Linked DNA regions of Homo sapiens: regions 1, 2, 3 and 5 are each linked to region 4. Evidence: chromatin contacts called from ENCODE Hi-C or POLR2A ChIA-PET data. All regions are on one chromosome and are shown on one strand. The core of a region is the stretch at or near the end of the contact, and the rest is flanking DNA. Distances in the headings are between cores, read along the strand shown. Region 1 holds the start of SUPT6H (SPT6 homolog, histone chaperone and transcription elongation factor). Region 2 holds the start of PROCA1 (protein interacting with cyclin A1). Region 3 holds the start of NLK (nemo like kinase). Region 4 holds the start of IFT20 (intraflagellar transport 20). Region 5 holds the start of SPAG5-AS1 (SPAG5 antisense RNA 1).

The links. A loop is a pair of places that touch in the nucleus more often than their neighbours do. ChIA-PET counts read pairs that join two places held with the same protein, here RNA polymerase II (POLR2A). Pooled maps may share reads with other maps.
Region 1: a loop to region 4 is called in a map of naive thymus-derived CD4-positive, alpha-beta T cell, with 7 times the contacts of the local background. The contact joins the promoter of SUPT6H here to the promoter of IFT20 in region 4. A Hi-C loop is called at or near these places in 1 of 168 maps with a recorded cell type or tissue (naive thymus-derived CD4-positive, alpha-beta T cell), 2 of 37 single-sample maps with no recorded cell type and 10 of 50 pooled maps. POLR2A ChIA-PET finds 5 or more read pairs at or near these places in 4 of 52 experiments (HepG2, MCF 10A, activated CD4-positive, alpha-beta memory T cell and 1 more).
Region 2: a map of natural killer cell shows a loop between it and region 4 (6-fold over the local background). The contact joins the promoter of PROCA1 here to the promoter of IFT20 in region 4. A Hi-C loop is called at or near these places in 3 of 168 maps with a recorded cell type or tissue (naive thymus-derived CD4-positive, alpha-beta T cell and natural killer cell), 2 of 37 single-sample maps with no recorded cell type and 16 of 50 pooled maps. POLR2A ChIA-PET finds 5 or more read pairs at or near these places in 6 of 52 experiments (CD4-positive, alpha-beta T cell, CD8-positive, alpha-beta T cell, Caco-2 and 3 more).
Region 3: a map of CD8-positive, alpha-beta T cell shows a loop between it and region 4 (20-fold over the local background). The contact joins the promoter of NLK here to the promoter of IFT20 in region 4. A Hi-C loop is called at or near these places in 24 of 168 maps with a recorded cell type or tissue (CD14-positive monocyte, CD4-positive, alpha-beta T cell, CD8-positive, alpha-beta T cell and 17 more), 15 of 37 single-sample maps with no recorded cell type and 31 of 50 pooled maps. POLR2A ChIA-PET finds 5 or more read pairs at or near these places in 18 of 52 experiments (A549, AG04450, CD4-positive, alpha-beta memory T cell and 14 more).
Region 5: a map of naive thymus-derived CD4-positive, alpha-beta T cell shows a loop between it and region 4 (10-fold over the local background). The contact joins the promoter of SPAG5-AS1 here to the promoter of IFT20 in region 4. A Hi-C loop is called at or near these places in 1 of 168 maps with a recorded cell type or tissue (naive thymus-derived CD4-positive, alpha-beta T cell) and 10 of 50 pooled maps. POLR2A ChIA-PET finds 5 or more read pairs at or near these places in 3 of 52 experiments (CD4-positive, alpha-beta T cell and activated naive CD4-positive, alpha-beta T cell).

What each region holds. Positions count from the first base shown.
Region 1 is chr17:28,660,817-28,663,528 of GRCh38, reverse strand. It overlaps SUPT6H (SPT6 homolog, histone chaperone and transcription elongation factor), which reads right to left and starts at 1,324. Exons shown (of 37, transcript NM_003170.5): 1 at 1,187-1,324. SDF2 (stromal cell derived factor 2) reads left to right here and starts at 1,623. Exons shown (of 3, transcript NM_006923.4): 1 at 1,623-1,803. The coding sequence starts at 1,653. RefSeq lists enhancers at 534-1,208, 1,306-1,375, 737-1,936.
Region 2 is chr17:28,710,353-28,713,166 of GRCh38, reverse strand. PROCA1 (protein interacting with cyclin A1) reads left to right here and starts at 1,279. Exons shown (of 5, transcript NM_001366301.1): 1 at 1,279-1,597. The coding sequence starts at 1,507. RefSeq lists enhancers at 425-504, 1,063-1,838, 1,839-2,614 and a silencer at 1,545-2,044.
Region 3 is chr17:28,041,376-28,044,383 of GRCh38, reverse strand. NLK (nemo like kinase) reads right to left here and starts at 1,707. Exons shown (of 11, transcript NM_016231.5): 1 at 1,053-1,707. The coding sequence starts at 1,510. LOC105371709 (a long non-coding RNA gene) reads left to right here and starts at 2,664. Exons shown (of 3, transcript XR_934637.4): 1 at 2,664-2,787; 2 at 2,980-3,008. It overlaps LOC102724517 (a long non-coding RNA gene), which reads right to left and starts at 1,046. Exons shown (of 2, transcript XR_001752820.2): 1 at 1-1,046. RefSeq lists silencers at 2,320-2,549, 2,570-2,799 and an enhancer at 2,967-3,008.
Region 4 is chr17:28,334,090-28,337,100 of GRCh38, reverse strand. IFT20 (intraflagellar transport 20) reads left to right here and starts at 1,629. Exons shown (of 5, transcript NM_001267776.2): 1 at 1,629-1,761. TNFAIP1 (TNF alpha induced protein 1) reads right to left here and starts at 1,340. Exons shown (of 7, transcript NM_021137.5): 1 at 1,245-1,340. RefSeq lists silencers at 1,198-1,247, 1,741-1,932 and an enhancer at 1,288-1,817.
Region 5 is chr17:28,597,848-28,600,930 of GRCh38, reverse strand. It overlaps SPAG5-AS1 (SPAG5 antisense RNA 1), which reads right to left and starts at 1,798. Exons shown (of 3, transcript NR_040012.1): 1 at 1,685-1,798; 2 at 1,076-1,233. SPAG5 (sperm associated antigen 5) reads left to right here and starts at 1,906. Exons shown (of 24, transcript NM_006461.4): 1 at 1,906-2,035; 2 at 2,296-2,421. The coding sequence starts at 1,985. RefSeq lists enhancers at 1,396-1,475, 1,700-2,244 and a silencer at 1,686-1,995.

The sequences.
Region 1 (2,712 bases), core at 75-2,574, 330 kb before region 4:
ACGTATTTGCCTACAAAGATCATGTTTCCACCACACTAGGTAGGCTTTCAGAGGAAGAACTGTAAAATTTGACTAAGCCTCTCCAGACGGTACCACTTTCTGATGTAATTAATCTCCTGATGAAGTTAAAACCTCCTAGAGTTGCAAGGCTATGCTAATCCAATCTAGCAGCCACACAAGCCAAGTGAATAAAAATGTACTTGTACTGGTGAAAGGGACATTACTCGTAAAAAAGGGCTCTAAATTCACAGCTGATGGAAGAGCAGTTATGTTTCTGTAATCAAAACACTGAAGACTTACAAACTGGTAACTTCCAGATAAACAGTGGAACCAGACATTTTTCCGAAGAAATTAATCAAATTCAATATTGTTTACACTCCCTAATGCTCATTAATGATGTAGCTTCATACACCCTTGTTACTTTTGATATTACAGTGAATTTCCACGGAAGTATTTTCAGAGATCTTAGCCCTCTGAAATAAGTATCAGTTCTTGCAACAACCCAGGAAAATTAACTTCTCCAGCTGGTTCAAAGGAGTGCCTGAGGAGAAAGGTAGAAACTAGAAGATGGAGTTTTGACTTAATAACTAATTTTGATGTTCATGATAGGCCTCTGGCAAACGTTTGAGGAAATGAATCTATAGAGAATGGACGGGCTTTAGGACTTCTACAAGACCTTCGATCTTTAGAAAGGGATGAAGGATGCAACCATCTACAAAAAGTTCTATTTGTATTATTCAGCAATATGTAAAGAGCTGGAATTTGGCATCGCCCTCTAGCCTGATGGCCGAGCTGCTGAAAGCTCCACAGGATTCATATCCCCAGAACAAACAACTCGATCACCTGATCCTGGCTCAGAAGCCCCAGGTCCCTTCCATCCCCAATCCTTTTGCGTGGCCCAGTTTTAAAAACCTGCGGAGAGAAGGACGGGATGCCAGGAAGCCTGTTGATTCAACGTGCCACCCGATTCACGGGTTCCGGGTGTCACTGGGCTGGGAAAAGCTTTCGGACTCTGAGCAACTACAGCGCTTTCCTCCCCCTTCCCCCCATAGAGCAGGGAAGGCCAGGCTCCCCCTTCTTCCCGCATACGGCTCCCCACTGCCTCTTCCCTTACGTGACCAGGCCCTAGGAGCCCGGTTCCCCACCTGACTCCTGCGAGAAACACGCTCTCCAGTCGGAACTTTACCTGTCTGAAGCCCGCCGCTCCTCCAGTGCGCTAAGCCCCCACCGAGGAAAATGGAGTCGTCGAACCGAGACTGGGAAAAGATAGTACGGACCCACCGCACGGCCCCTCCGCCGCCACCGCCGCCGCTGCTGCGTCAACGTGCTACGTCATTTCCGGCTCCCTGTCACCGGGAGTGGGCGGGCCATTTCTTGTTCTCTCTCCCGCTCTCGGAAGCTTTCGTCTCGTGGGTGCGAAAGGTAACCGAAGCGGCTCAGGAAGGCAGCTGTCACTGAGCCCCTGGAACAGAGCGAGAGTATCGTAAGTAACCAGGCTCAGCCGGTTTCTCAGGCCGCTCTAGTCAAATAAACCATAAAGATCAGACTCGGGCTTCTTCACTTCCTTCTCTCCGTGGTTTCGCCATTAGCTTCCGGTTCCGGGGAGGGGCCGAGTTTTCTTCGAAGATTTGGGGCTCCGCGATACAGTTAGGATGGCTGTAGTACCTCTGCTGTTGTTGGGGGGTTTGTGGAGCGCTGTGGGAGCGTCCAGCCTGGGTGTCGTTACTTGCGGCTCCGTGGTGAAGCTACTCAATACGCGCCACAACGTCCGACTGCACTCACACGACGTGCGCTATGGGTCAGGTAATGCTGGGGACCGGGCTCGGGTGGGCTAGGGAGGACTCGGAGGCTCTGGAGGGGCGGGGCCTATAGAATATCTGACAGTGTGGTCTGGGAAAGTTAGGGGTTCCCTGGGAAGGTTCCTCAGGTCTAGAGAGTCGGAGAACTGAATTGTTCTAAGGCATCTTAATCGCAACACCACCTAATATTTGGTGAGCTACAGGCCAGGCACGTTACCTATGTCCTTTTTCCGATTATTAACATTGTTGTAAGGTGGACAGTATTGTTATCCTCATTTCACAGATGAGGAAACAGACGCAGAGAAATTAAATCGTTTATTCAAAGCCTTGCAGTTAGCAAATGACAAAGTCGGGGTTCTATCCAAATCTATCCAGGTTCAAAGCCTGCTTTAGAGACAAGAAAATTACAGTAAGTGCTGTGTCTGAAATTTTAAAGTTACAGTAAGTACTGTCTGTGAAACTTTAAACTCCAAGAGCTCACTCGTTGACTACAACCCTTTGTCTTCCAGCTCTTCTGCATCTTACACTTGCTCCTCAGTTTCCATCTTTGGCCCCCTTCTACCCAAACCTTAACCTCCTTCTTGTAAGAAACTTGGAGCAGTGACAGGAATTGCAGAGAAAACTGCTTTTTTTTTTTTTTTTTTTTAGCGTTTGAAATTAAAATGTTTAGTAATAAATTATTTGTGGATTCATTCAGCATAGGTCTTAATGAGTTCCTACTACATGGCTAGAATTGTACTACATACAGGAGATTCGGTGGTGATAATCAGTCAAGAAAATTACAATATAATAAAAACAGACTAAAAAAAGAAAGTCTTATCTGCCTGAAAAAAAAAGATAAAGTTAAAAAAAAAGAATGAAGGTCAGCTAGTGAGATGTGAGAGGCATCTAAGATAGCTGGTAGATTTTTGTC
Region 2 (2,814 bases), core at 30-2,529, 380 kb before region 4:
TTCCTGGTTCCATTCTCACCAGGATGGTTGGTTTTTCTGCACACTTCCCTTCTCCTGGCTTCCCCTCCCTCGCAGTTCCTAGACTCTCTAGAGCTACCACGGGAAGGAGGGTCTGGGCAGCAGCCCTACCCACTCCGGACTTGGGTCTGGAGGAAAGTGAAGGTGGGGATCAGGCAGAGCAATAGTAGCAGCAGCAGAGCCCCTGGATGATGGTGGAGAAAACAAGGTGTGGACCCCATCCTTTCTCCTCCTCTTCATCCTGGCTTTGGAAGCTGGTGCCAAGAGAAATGGAGGGGTGTGGTGCATGGAATGTCGTCGATATGGCCATAACTTCTTTTCACACTCTCCTGTGATTGTTTTTTCCATTTCTGTTCCCTCGCAGCACTGGGCTCCTCACCCTTGCCTTGCCTGTTAACAGATGTGTGTGAAGCCAGCACCACAGTCCAGGTGTGGTGTTTGTGCTGCACCGGGTGTGGGAGTTCTGTGTTCCGTGTGCATGTTGTATTAGTCTGTGTGTGGTGAGTATATTCTGTGTGTGTGTGATATATGCATGCGCAGAGTGTGTATGTTGTACCTGAGGGCGTGAGGGGTGTCACTGGGATGAGGTTCCTATGAATGCAGCCTGCCCTGTTCTCCAGATTGTCTATCAGGATAAGCTTACGACTCTCTATTGGGCAGTATTGTCTCTAGAATAGGGTGTCCCCTGGGGGCCAGGGGCGGGAACGCTGCGGGGTGGCGCAGGGGCTGGGAGCCGACATCAGGTCCTCAGCCCGGAGTTAGGTCTTCGGAGAGGCCTGTGGGCGGAGAAAGGGGAAGCCCGGGCTCCACCAGAGGCGGAGGGACCTCGAAGCCCGGAAGGTGGAGGGGAAATGGCGACGCCAGGACCTCCCTGGGCTCAGGGGATCCTCCCATCTCAGCCTCCCGAGTAGCTGGGACTACAAGTGCGCACCACTAAACTAGCTAATTTTTGTATTTTTTGTAGAGATGGGGTTCGCTCTCTCGCCAGCGGGCAGAGGCGGGGCTGCGGCTGGGTTCCCAAGGGTCGGTGGGGCGGGGAGCGGGACGGGAGTGTGCGGTTTAGAGAATGGCCGGGGCGGGGCTAAGAATGGGGCTGGGGGCAAGGCTCGTTGTAACACTAAGAATTGGGGCTACGATCTGGAGGCAGGGTGAAAATCTGGGGTTTGGACTGCAAGCTGGAACCAGAGATGGGTGGTGAGAGCTGGGCCTGTAAGGTTAAGGTCTGAGATAAAGAGGGGCCTGGGAGGCGCCGGAGGCCCCGGATGAAGAACGCGGCTGACGCTGAGACCCAGCTGGGAAGACTACGCAGCCTGGAGCCGGGCTGGGGAGGCCGGCGGGGGCTGCGCCAGCATGAGGCGGGGTTAGGGGCTAGGCGGGGGCGAAGCCGAGACTGGAGTTCACGGCTGGGCCGAGGGCTCGGCCGGGCTGAGGCTCAGGGTTGGACTTCACGCAAGAGTCCTGTAGAGACGAAGACCTGGGCGGAGAGCGATGTGGGTCAGGACGACGCTCACAATTGAAAGATGGACTAAGGAAAAGACCGAGCCCAAGGCCCGCTCGTGGGATGAGAGCAGATGCCGCGGTAAGAGGGGCGGGGCAGGGGCTGGGCAGAGGGCGCGGCCCGGCTCGCAGACCCCGAGCGGCGCACGCGGGAAGCCGGCAAACCGACGAGGGAGACGGGCAAACCAACGAGAGAGGCGGGGCCCAGTGCTGGGCCGGGGCGGAGCTAGGGCCGGGGCGGAGCTAGGGCCGGGGGCGGGCTCGCGTCGAGCCGCGGGCCAATGATTGAGGACTGGGGTCCTGAGGCCCTGCTGGGTCGCCCGCGGGATGGGCGGGAAGTCTGGTTCCAGCCAGAGCTGGAACGCTCGGCTATCGGACTGGGTGGCACCGGGCGCAGGCCGCTGCCCTTGAAGCGCCGGCCTTGGCTGGAGCCCGTGGACCAGCGCCCACCCGGACGCCGGGGCGGGAGCGGGCGGTTCCATCGACCCTGAGGGTGGACCAAGGAGACTGAGGGTTCCACCCGTGGCATCACAATTACCTCCGCGGCGGCGAGGCCAGAGAGGCATTTCCAAGGAGACGCGGGCGCACTGCCCCTCCCTTGCTTCCTCCTCTTCCCTCCTTCCTCTCCTAGTTTCTTCCCTCCCTTCCCGCCCTACTCCTTCCCTCCCTTCCCACCCTACTCCTTTCGGCTGCTCTGGTGCCCACCCCCAGTGCCTCGAGGTCGAGGAGAGCTCCTCGGCCCCGCAGGACGGGGAGGATTCTGTACAGATGAGCATAACTTGTGAGTTTTGAGTTAGGCCTTTGTGCGCCGATTAACGCCTCACGGGGAAAGACGCCATAAGCCTCCCACTTTCTTTCACCCTATCACCCTCCTCATTCATTGTGTGTGTTGTCAGTCACTCCTGCTGCAGGAACTCTGGACTGCTGCTGGTCAGAGGTCTCCTCCTGTCCTCTGGAACTAAAGAGCAGATTGCTTTTCTCAGCTCTGAAGAGAGTTACTAAATTCGTCTCCCCCTTTGTCCTTCCTCCCCTCGTCTCCTTCACAAACAGAGCTGATGGGTGTCCGAGCTCTGGGGGAGCTAGTGAGTGGAGAGTAAACAGGCTCTGACCCTGCATGTGTGCTTTTTTTTTTTTTTTTTTTTTTTGAGATGGAATCTCGCTCTGTCGCCCAGGCTGGAGTGCAGTGGCGCAATATCGGCTCACTGCAAACTCCACCTCCCGGGTTCAAACAATTCTCCTGCCTCAGCCTCCTGAGTAGCTGGGATTACAGGCGCGCGCCACCACGCCCAGCTATTTTTT
Region 3 (3,008 bases), core at 458-2,957, 290 kb after region 4:
GACGAAAGGAGATATTTACCGGGCTAGTTCCAAAGAGTTCATTTTCCTGTGGTAATGGGCGCTTTTCTCGGGAGTAACAATTTTTGAATGCACTGAAAATATCAATTCATCTATCCAAAGTGGAATCATTAGTCCTTGGGAGAAAACCCAGTTCATTCTAGTTTTGATAGGAACAAACATATTTTATTATAAACTACTAATCTTTCTAAGGTTAGACCAAATAGACCAAAATGTTATATTTAAGAAGCCCTTAGGCTTTTACAAATATCCTAGCACTAGCAAAGGTAGGGTCATTTGTTAAAAAAGTATTATTTCCTACTACAGCAACTGACCAACAGATAACAGCAACTTAAGAGGCACTAAATGACACTAAAACATTACACTGAATGTGGGCCACTGCATAGCTAGTCTACTAACCTCATTTGTGGTACTCATGTGTGATGCTATATTTAATGCATTCTTATCAAAAGGCTACAGCTACATACTTCTCAACTGTAGCTTTATGGTTTAAAATAAACCACTCAAGCAATGATCTTAACTGGTTCAACTATGAATCCTATCTTTCTTCTGGAGATCAAGATCACAAAATAAGTGAAAAGACAGAAAGGACAGGAAAGTAGTTATGCAAAGTATATCCTAATGACAAGAGTATTATAAAGGAATTCAGTCTGGATCAGGTGCTAACACTTAATGCCACAGGGCCACTGAATCAAACACACGAGATGACCAAGGTCTTCGTAGGAATTAGTATTGCATACATTCATCTACTGATCCTGTGTTCAGTGGCTTGCTTAGGTTCTAATAGAAAAGTTTGGTAGACAGCACACTTATGTGTGTTGCTCATGAGAAGGCGCTCCACCAAAACTTGCCATGAGCCTAGACAGCCAATGCATTAGGCCTCTTTACCACATAAGTGAGGGTGGCTTCCTACAGTTGGGTTGAGAAGCTTGCTGCACCTTGGTCAACATGGAGACAACCATTAGAGATGGACTCATCCAATGACAACCAACAGAAGAAACCATGAGAGGTTGTGTTTTTCTTTGGATACTCACCAGACAACACCAAAGGCTCCATATCCAATAGGTCTATCCGGCTCAATATCCAGCTGCTGCTGTGGATGATGCGAGTGCTGATGATGGTGCGCCTTAACTGTAGCAGCTGCGGCAGCCTGTACCTGAGCTGGGGCTGCTGCAGCTGGTCCAGGAGCCTGCCCCGGTGCCGGTGATGGGAAATATGGCTGTTGTTGCCCAGGGTTTAACATGGCTGCAGCTGCAGCCGCTGCTGCGGCTGCCGCAGCTGCCGAAGAGGTGTGCTGCTGTACAGGGTGTACAGCGGCAGCCGACCCCGGATGAAGATGGTGTTGAGGGTGGTGGTGGTGGTGCAGGTGAGGAGGAGGGAGGTGTGGAAGGTGGTGGTGATGGTGGTGGTGGTGACCTGCTGCTGCTGCAGATGTACCGCCATTGTAAGCCGCCATCATTTTTGCGTTGGCTCTTGCGCCACAAAGAGACATTCAAAATAAATGCCCTTTGATTGGAAAGCAAACTGGGTCAAGCTGTCATTTGGCCATTTAAAAATGAAGAAAAACCACTCACTCCACCTCAAAAAACATAGAGCTTTATGTCTTCATCAGTCAATCCAAACAAGTTAGAGGATCTTGGTGTTTAATTTTGGGGTGAGCGTGTGTGGAAGGGTGTGGGTTGCCAAAAGGAAAAAAAAGGGAAAAAAGAAAAGAAAAAGGAAAAAAGGACCCCTTCCCCCCAGGATTCCTGCCACAAGTGGGTACTAAAACTCCATTCTTAATTTGGGGGAGGTTCCAACTTTGAATGTGGGAATAAAGGCCAAACCTCCCGACCCCCTGAACTCCACACACGAAAAGGATCAGGTAACACACCACCCTTGGAATCTTGAAAGAGGGTTGACTCATCTACCCCTTCCATTCCCACATCCTTTTCTAAACACCTACCACCTCCTCAAAAACAGGATTAAAAAAAATTCCCACCACCCTAAATGGAGAAGATGGGGGGAAATTTTCTGGGAAACCAGCTTCCAGCTTCCCCCCCCCCGAACTCTCAGGCCTTCCTACATCTCCCCCTACTCCTAGTCAGGTTGACCTGATTGGGGAGGGGGGGCGGGGGTTCCAAACTTTCCTGGGCAGAATAAGCCAGGGAAGGAGGCTGGAGTGAGGAGAGGAGGCGACAGCAGGACAGAGAGGAGAAAGAGAGCCGGGGCAAAAGTGAAGGGAAGGAGGTGCAGGGAGGAATGAAAGATGTGGGCAGCGCTCGGACGCCCAGACGGAGGGAACCGCCCCGGGAGAAGGTTAGGGTCCCGGGGCCAAAGAACAGGAGCCCCGGGAGGCGGGCGGGGTACGGTCGGAAGCGGGCTGACTCCTGCCCCCGCCGCCGGCTGCTTCTGCTGAGGAGGGTTGGGGGGGAGAGCGGGTGGGTCCCCCGCGCAACGGCCCCGCAGGGCTCAAGGCTGCTCCGTCTCCCCCCCTCCCCCCCACCCGGCTTCCGTCCCCGCGGCCGCTTTCTCCTCAGCCGCCGCGGCCGCCTTCTCCTCAGCCGCCGCCTCCTCAGCCGCCGGTTCCGCCGCGGCCGGACTCACCTCCCCTAGCAAAGCCGGATAGAGCGGAGCCAGCGTCGGACACGCGCAACCAGCCGCCGAGGCCCCGCCCCCGCCTTGCACGGACCGGCTGCCCTAGCCAATCCACGCCCACCTGTCCGCCACCGCCTCCAATCCTGGGCCAGGAGCTTCAGACAGGCGCACTGTTCGGCCAGTGGCAACAAGGTGTGGGTCTTCCGGGGAAATCCCGCCCCCGATCCGGGATGGGCAGATAGAAAGACCAATCAAAGGCAGAGTTTGGCTTGACCGACAAGGCTTAAAGCCAATTAAAAAGCAAAGATCTTTGTGACATTTTTCTTTCGCCTCTCTCCTCTTTTCTTCTTCTTCTTTTATTATTTATTTTTTTTTTTTTGGCAGGAGCAGGAAGCTGCGTGGTAATCCCGCCT
Region 4 (3,011 bases), core at 380-2,879:
AGCCTGGACCACATTGGTAATAATGGAGACAGAAAAAAAGTGGAATGATTTCACCGAATGCTCATCACATGCAGGAGTTTACAGTTGCTCATGCCTTGTAAGTGCAACCCAGAAGCAGGGCACTGGTTTCCCAAGTTTACCGCTGTGTTCCCCTAATGGTGCTCAGCACAATGCCATGCACATTTTAAGTATTTAACATACGTCAGTTTGTTAGACTGAAATTGTCCCTGAAAAGATTTAGGTAAGTCCCTGGGAAGAATGTCCAAGGAAGTGGACAGCCAGCGTGGGTGCTGTGTGAAGCAGTGAATTCCTTTGGCGGCTTGTCTGGGAGACTCTTTCATTTGCCACAGGGGTTGGGTATGGGAGGTGAGCCCTCACCAGGAGGTTGCCAATGACTAAGAAACACTAGAATGGTATGAGATCACCTTCCCTTTTCCCGCCCACCTCAAAGGAATAAATCCACCTCTCTAACAGGTATTAGCAAGTTCCCTGTGTATTTTGTGTCTAGTCCTAGTTTTCCCAGGATCAGAGAAAGCACACATACATGTTCTGCCAATGCAAAGGAGCTCAAAGGATAGGCCTGCCAAGAGAGGTCGGCGGATCCAGAGCTAATCTCTTCCTTTCCTACAAAGCAATTGCTTTGAGCCCCTGGATGACGTCAATCACATTCCGCCCAGACCAATGGGTTCCAGGAATTCTGTGGCAGGTGACGCCCCAGAAAGTAATTCCAGTGAGAATGAAGTTTCCACTGATAGCCACAGTGCTCTTCCTTCCGCACTTTGTGTGTGGATATTTGGGGATGCCCGGGGCTAAGGGCGGATCCGTGGCTCACGCAACGAAGCTAATGGGAACCCAAGCACAACAAAGGGCAAACAGCCGCGGAGGTGGAAAGAGGAGGGGTCTAAAAGGAAGAAGGACCCAGAAATCCGTCAGACACGGAGGACGGCGGGAGGAAAGCTGAGGGCTAGAGTGGCGGATCTAGCAGAAACCCTAGGTGTAAAGGTTAAGCGTCACCCAAAAAGTCCTGGGAAATGTGGCCGGTGTGGGCTCTTCTCTAGCCCGGACCACTCCTCACTACCGAGAAACCCACACCGGTTCTCACGCCCACCCTCCGTGGGAGATCGGAGCTCTCCATCTCCCCTACGCCGCCCGCGCCTTTTCCCCCAGGACCCGGCCGGGCTCGCTCTACTCCAGCAGGGGCCGTCCATCCCTTCCCCGAGGGCATCGGCGGGCCCGGCTCTCACCGTCCCCGGGGGCGCCTCTCCTCTCAGCTGGGTGGCCAGCGGACTCCGAGCCGCCCCTAGCCTGCAGCCGCCTGCCCCTCAGCAGTCCCAAGCTGTGAGCTCACATCCTGCGCTCGTCGACTCCGCCCGGAGTGCTGCCCAGCCCAGCCGGCTGGGGAGCCTGAGACTACAAGTCCCTGCATGCATAGCGCTCTATCCGGGAAAGGGTGGAGGCGGAATCCCCCGAGGGTCTTCGCGGAGAGAGCAGAGCTACTTCTGGCCGCCTTGCCGGCGCTAAGGCTTCTGGGTCTTGTAGGCCGGGCCTCCCCTCGGGCCTCTGTTTCCCAGCAGGCTCTGTGGAATGGGGGCTGTAAGTGCTTCCGGAGTCAGGAAGGTAGTGACGTCATAGGTAAACAGGCTCTGTATCCGTGGCAGCGGCCGTGGCAGGCTGGCTGGGTACCGGCTGTCGCTGACCCAGGAGAAGCTGCCTGTCTACATCAGCCTGGGCTGCAGCGCGCTGCCGCCGCGGGGCCGGCAGGTAGGCTGACCTCGGGTCGGGGGACGCGGGCGGACCAGGGGCGAGAGGAGCCTGACAGGCCCGCGTCCTGAGGAAAGGCAGTACCGGGCGGGGAGAGACGTGGGAATTCCGCCCCACTCTCAGGGGGGCGCTTTCACACCCAGCTTAGGCCTGGAGTTTGATGCGTTGATGCTTGCCACGATCTTACGAGGAAACTGCGGCTCGGATAAGTTCGGGGAGTTTACATAGTAAAGAGTCGGCTCGCAGTGCCTCGCATGCATCTGGGAGAGCCGGGGCGCAGAAAGTATGCCACCGCCTCATGCTCAGGGAGCTTAGTCCCAGCTCTTGGGCCAGGTGTTGCTCAGATGCTCAGACACGCGTGTGATGGGAGTTGGTAGATAATCTGTGAACTCTTTCCCTGCACCTCTTCTTCCATCTTACCTATCTCTTTAAGCCAGCCCTTCCAATCAGATAGGTGGGCCAAGCCAGATTCATGGGAGTCATGCCTGACTTGTTTTTCTCTTATCCCCAAACCCCCACATTCAGTCAGTCCATTGCTAAGCCCCATCACCTCGACTTACAAAACATCTCAACTCGGAACACTTGTGTTCGGCTGCCAGCCTTGGTTACTGCAATAGTCTCCTGTTTCCACGGTCATTCATTCCACAAACATTTACTGAGTGCCAGTTATGTGTGGGCACCATGCTAGGTGCTAGGGTTAGAGTGATGAACAAGAAGGTACTTGGGGCTTTGCCCTCTCTTGTTCCCTCCAATCGGTTCTCTCAGGCTGAGCAAGAGTGATCTTTCTAAGTCTGATTTTGTTGGTCTGCTGAGAACCCGCTGGCTGTCCCATTACCCTTCTGATAAAATCCAAGCTCATGACTGCGTCTTTCAGAGCCTTCGGTGATCCAGCTGTTGTCTCCCTGTCTAGCCTCATTCTGTTCCCTTCTCTTGCTCAGTCTCTGTTCTCGGAATGCATCAAATTTCCTGTTGCCTCAGGATCTTCACATACGTGTTTCCTTCTGCCTGCAATGCCTTGCTTCCCCTTTCACTTGACATACTTTTGGACAGTCTTTAGGTCTGTTTAAGTGTCATTTTTTTCAGAAGGCCTCTGTTGGCCCTCCCCTCCAAGTCCGCCCCCCATGAACTGTGTCCTCCTGCAGCACTTCACACAGCACCATGTACTTTTCCTTATAGTAATATCACGATTTGTGATTATTTCTTTACCATCTGTCCAGAGGCATTGTTTTCACTAGTCTGTCCCCAGAGCA
Region 5 (3,083 bases), core at 549-3,048, 260 kb before region 4:
GAACCTAGGAGTTCAAGGCTGCAGTGAGCCATGATTGCACCACTGCACTCCTGCCTGGGTGATAAAGCAAGACCCTGTCTCAAAAGAAAATTAATTTTAATGTATTTTATTTAACCCAATATTCCTAAAATATTTCAATATGTAAACAGTATTAAAAAAAAAAAATATATATATATATATTTTTTTTTTTTTTTGAGACAAGGTCTTGCTTTGTCGCCCAGGCTAGAGTGCAGTGGGATGATCATAGCTCACAGCAGCCTTGAACTAGGTTCAAGCGATCCTCCCAAGCTGGGATTATAGGTGTGTGCCCCCAACCCTGCCACCCCTGGCTTAACTTTTTTTTTTTTTTGAGACGGAGTCTAGCTCTGTCACCCAGGCTGGAGTGTAGTGGTGCCATCTCAGCTCACTGCAACCTCCGCCTCCCAGGTTCAAGAGATTCTTCCTGCCTCAGCCTCCCAAGTAGCTGGGATTACAGGCGTGTGCCACCACACCTGGCTAATTTTTGTATTTTTAGTAGAAACGGGGTTTCGCCGTGTTGGGCAGGCTGGTCTCGAACTCCTGACCTCAGGTGATCCGCCTGCCTCGGCCTCCCGAAGTGCGGGATTATAGGCGTGAGCCACCGTGCCCGGCCCAAATTTTTTTTTTGTAGACATAGGTCTCACTATATTGCCGAGGCAGGTCTCGAACTCCTGGGCTTAAAGGATCCTCCTGCCTCTGTCTCCTCCGTGCTGGGATTACAGGCATGAGCCACCGCACCTGGCGATATTTTGCATTCTTTTTTTCATACGACGTGTTTGAAATCCAGTTTGTACAGTGTTTTACATTTATAGCACATTCCCACTGGGACTAGTCACATCTGAAGTGCTCAAAAGCCACTATGGCTAGGGCTAACGTACTGGACAACACAATGCTAGAGGAGCCCGTCCCTGAGGACGCTGCAGTTTATAACATCATAGTTCCTCCTCTTTGGACTGCTGCTTTCCCCCTATGTATTAAGACTTGCAGAGTGTAAACAGGGCGCCGTGAGTGTGCAAAGCACACACACCTTCGCAAACGGCTCACTCTGAATACTGACCTTTCGGCTGTCCTACCTTCAACAGGTTTCCCGTGCATAGGAGATCCAAGACAGCAGAAGGCAGGAGCTGGCGGGACAGGGAGGAAGAGCGGCTCTGCCGTTTACTATCTGTGTGACGCTGAGCAAATTACACACGGTCTCTCTGACTCAGCTCCTTCCTGTCACAAATGGGGATATTTATAGTATTTCTCACTACGTAGGTCCTTATGCGCATTAAATGAGCTACTACACGGCATTCGGCATAGCGCCAGGCACACACTCAATGTTCAATACATGTAGGCGGTTAGCCCAGTAAACTGGTAGCCGGCCTGAGTAAGTCCCAGGAAAAGCCCAGAAACTCTGGAGACATTACAGCCCAGGTCGAGAACCACGGCCCGGGCCGTCCCGGACGCGGGCCCACCAAGCCTAGGGAAGCCGCTCGGCACCGCTTCGGCTTCTAGACTCCCTGGCCGGCTCTTTCCCGTCAAGGCTGCGGCTGGAGAGGACTGAGGGAGACCTAGGGAGAGGATTCCTCTTCTCCATCCACGGAGACAACTTGGATATGAACACCATGGATGTGAGGAGGTCCGCTGGAAGCAGGAGGGATGGACTCCTGGACTCTCCAGCTACCTGCGTGGTCCTCCCCGGTGTGAGGACAGAAGACCGGTCCTGGGCCGGGCCCGCATCCAGCCCTACCGCCGGTGTCTGAGGTGAGGGCTCCGTCAGCGGAAAACGCTCGACAACGGAGGGGCAGGCAGGGCCGGGGGCGTGGTCAACGCGGGCCCCGCCCCCCGGGCTCTACCCCCGAGCGTACGCGCGCGCCTGAAGCAGCCAACCAGGAAGCGCAGAGCAGGTTCAAACACAGACGGCGGGTGAACATGGCGTCCTCGACTTGGTCTGAGACGTGATAGGCCTGCCTTCTGGTTGAAGATGTGGCGAGTGAAAAAACTGAGCCTCAGCCTGTCGCCTTCGCCCCAGACGGTAAGCGGGAGATCTCTGGCGGAGAGAACTGGGCCGGGCTGCTGTCGCGGGGGCACCGGCCGTGTCTACTGTCCTGGAAAGTTGGGTCGAGCCCGGGGTTGGGGGCTTGTGGAGTCTTTGTTCGCCTTGCTGCTCCTGCGCGACTAGGGTGCGAGCGTACTCTTCTAATCGCATTTTGGGCTTCTTAGGGAGGGAGGAGGGGCGGGCTGGCAGAACCCAGGCTTCCTCACACTCGCCCTCTTTCTTGGTTTCTTTCTCAGGGAAAACCATCTATGAGAACTCCTCTCCGTGAACTTACCCTGCAGCCCGGTGCCCTCACCAACTCTGGAAAAAGATCCCCCGCTTGCTCCTCGCTGACCCCATCACTGTGCAAGCTGGGGCTGCAGGTGAGATTCGCCTGGACAGCTTCTCGACTGGGCTGTTTGCCCAGGGTGAGAGCTCAGGGGAACAGAGGGCCAGGGCTACAATAATTAATAACGATAATGAAGTCTTCTACGTCGGTGACATCCATTTACAGCTATTCAGGCCAACAGAGAGGTGCCCTAGGGTGGTTAAAGGAAATCCAGTGAGAACTTGAATCTCTGTTTAGCTGTTAGTTTTTATTACCTCCTCCTCCTCCCTTCGACCTTTATCAAACTATTGAGAAATCCTACCACCCTGATTAGTGCTCTTCCTCCAACATGGGGTCACTTACGGAAAGGTCAGTCACCTGCAAGATTGAGGCAATATCCATTTACTCTAGGAGGTAGTTAGAACTCTCCTGGGATCAAGTTACACCACTGGAAGGTAGGGTACTTGAATCACCTTAGTTTAAACTAGCTCCTTGCAGAATTGCCCTCACTGATTTGTACTTTTGTTAAACGTTTTGAGAGACGTAGCCATGTAGAAACTGCATTTCAGTTGCTGTCAAAACTTGTCAAGGAAGCAGCTTGACTCCTGTATAAGATTCCTCCAAGAAAGGCTTTAGGACTAACTGCCTGGAAAAATTGTCTTCCTGAAGAAATTGCTATCCTTTTCTTTCTGATAATGAGAACTATGTAGTTTACCA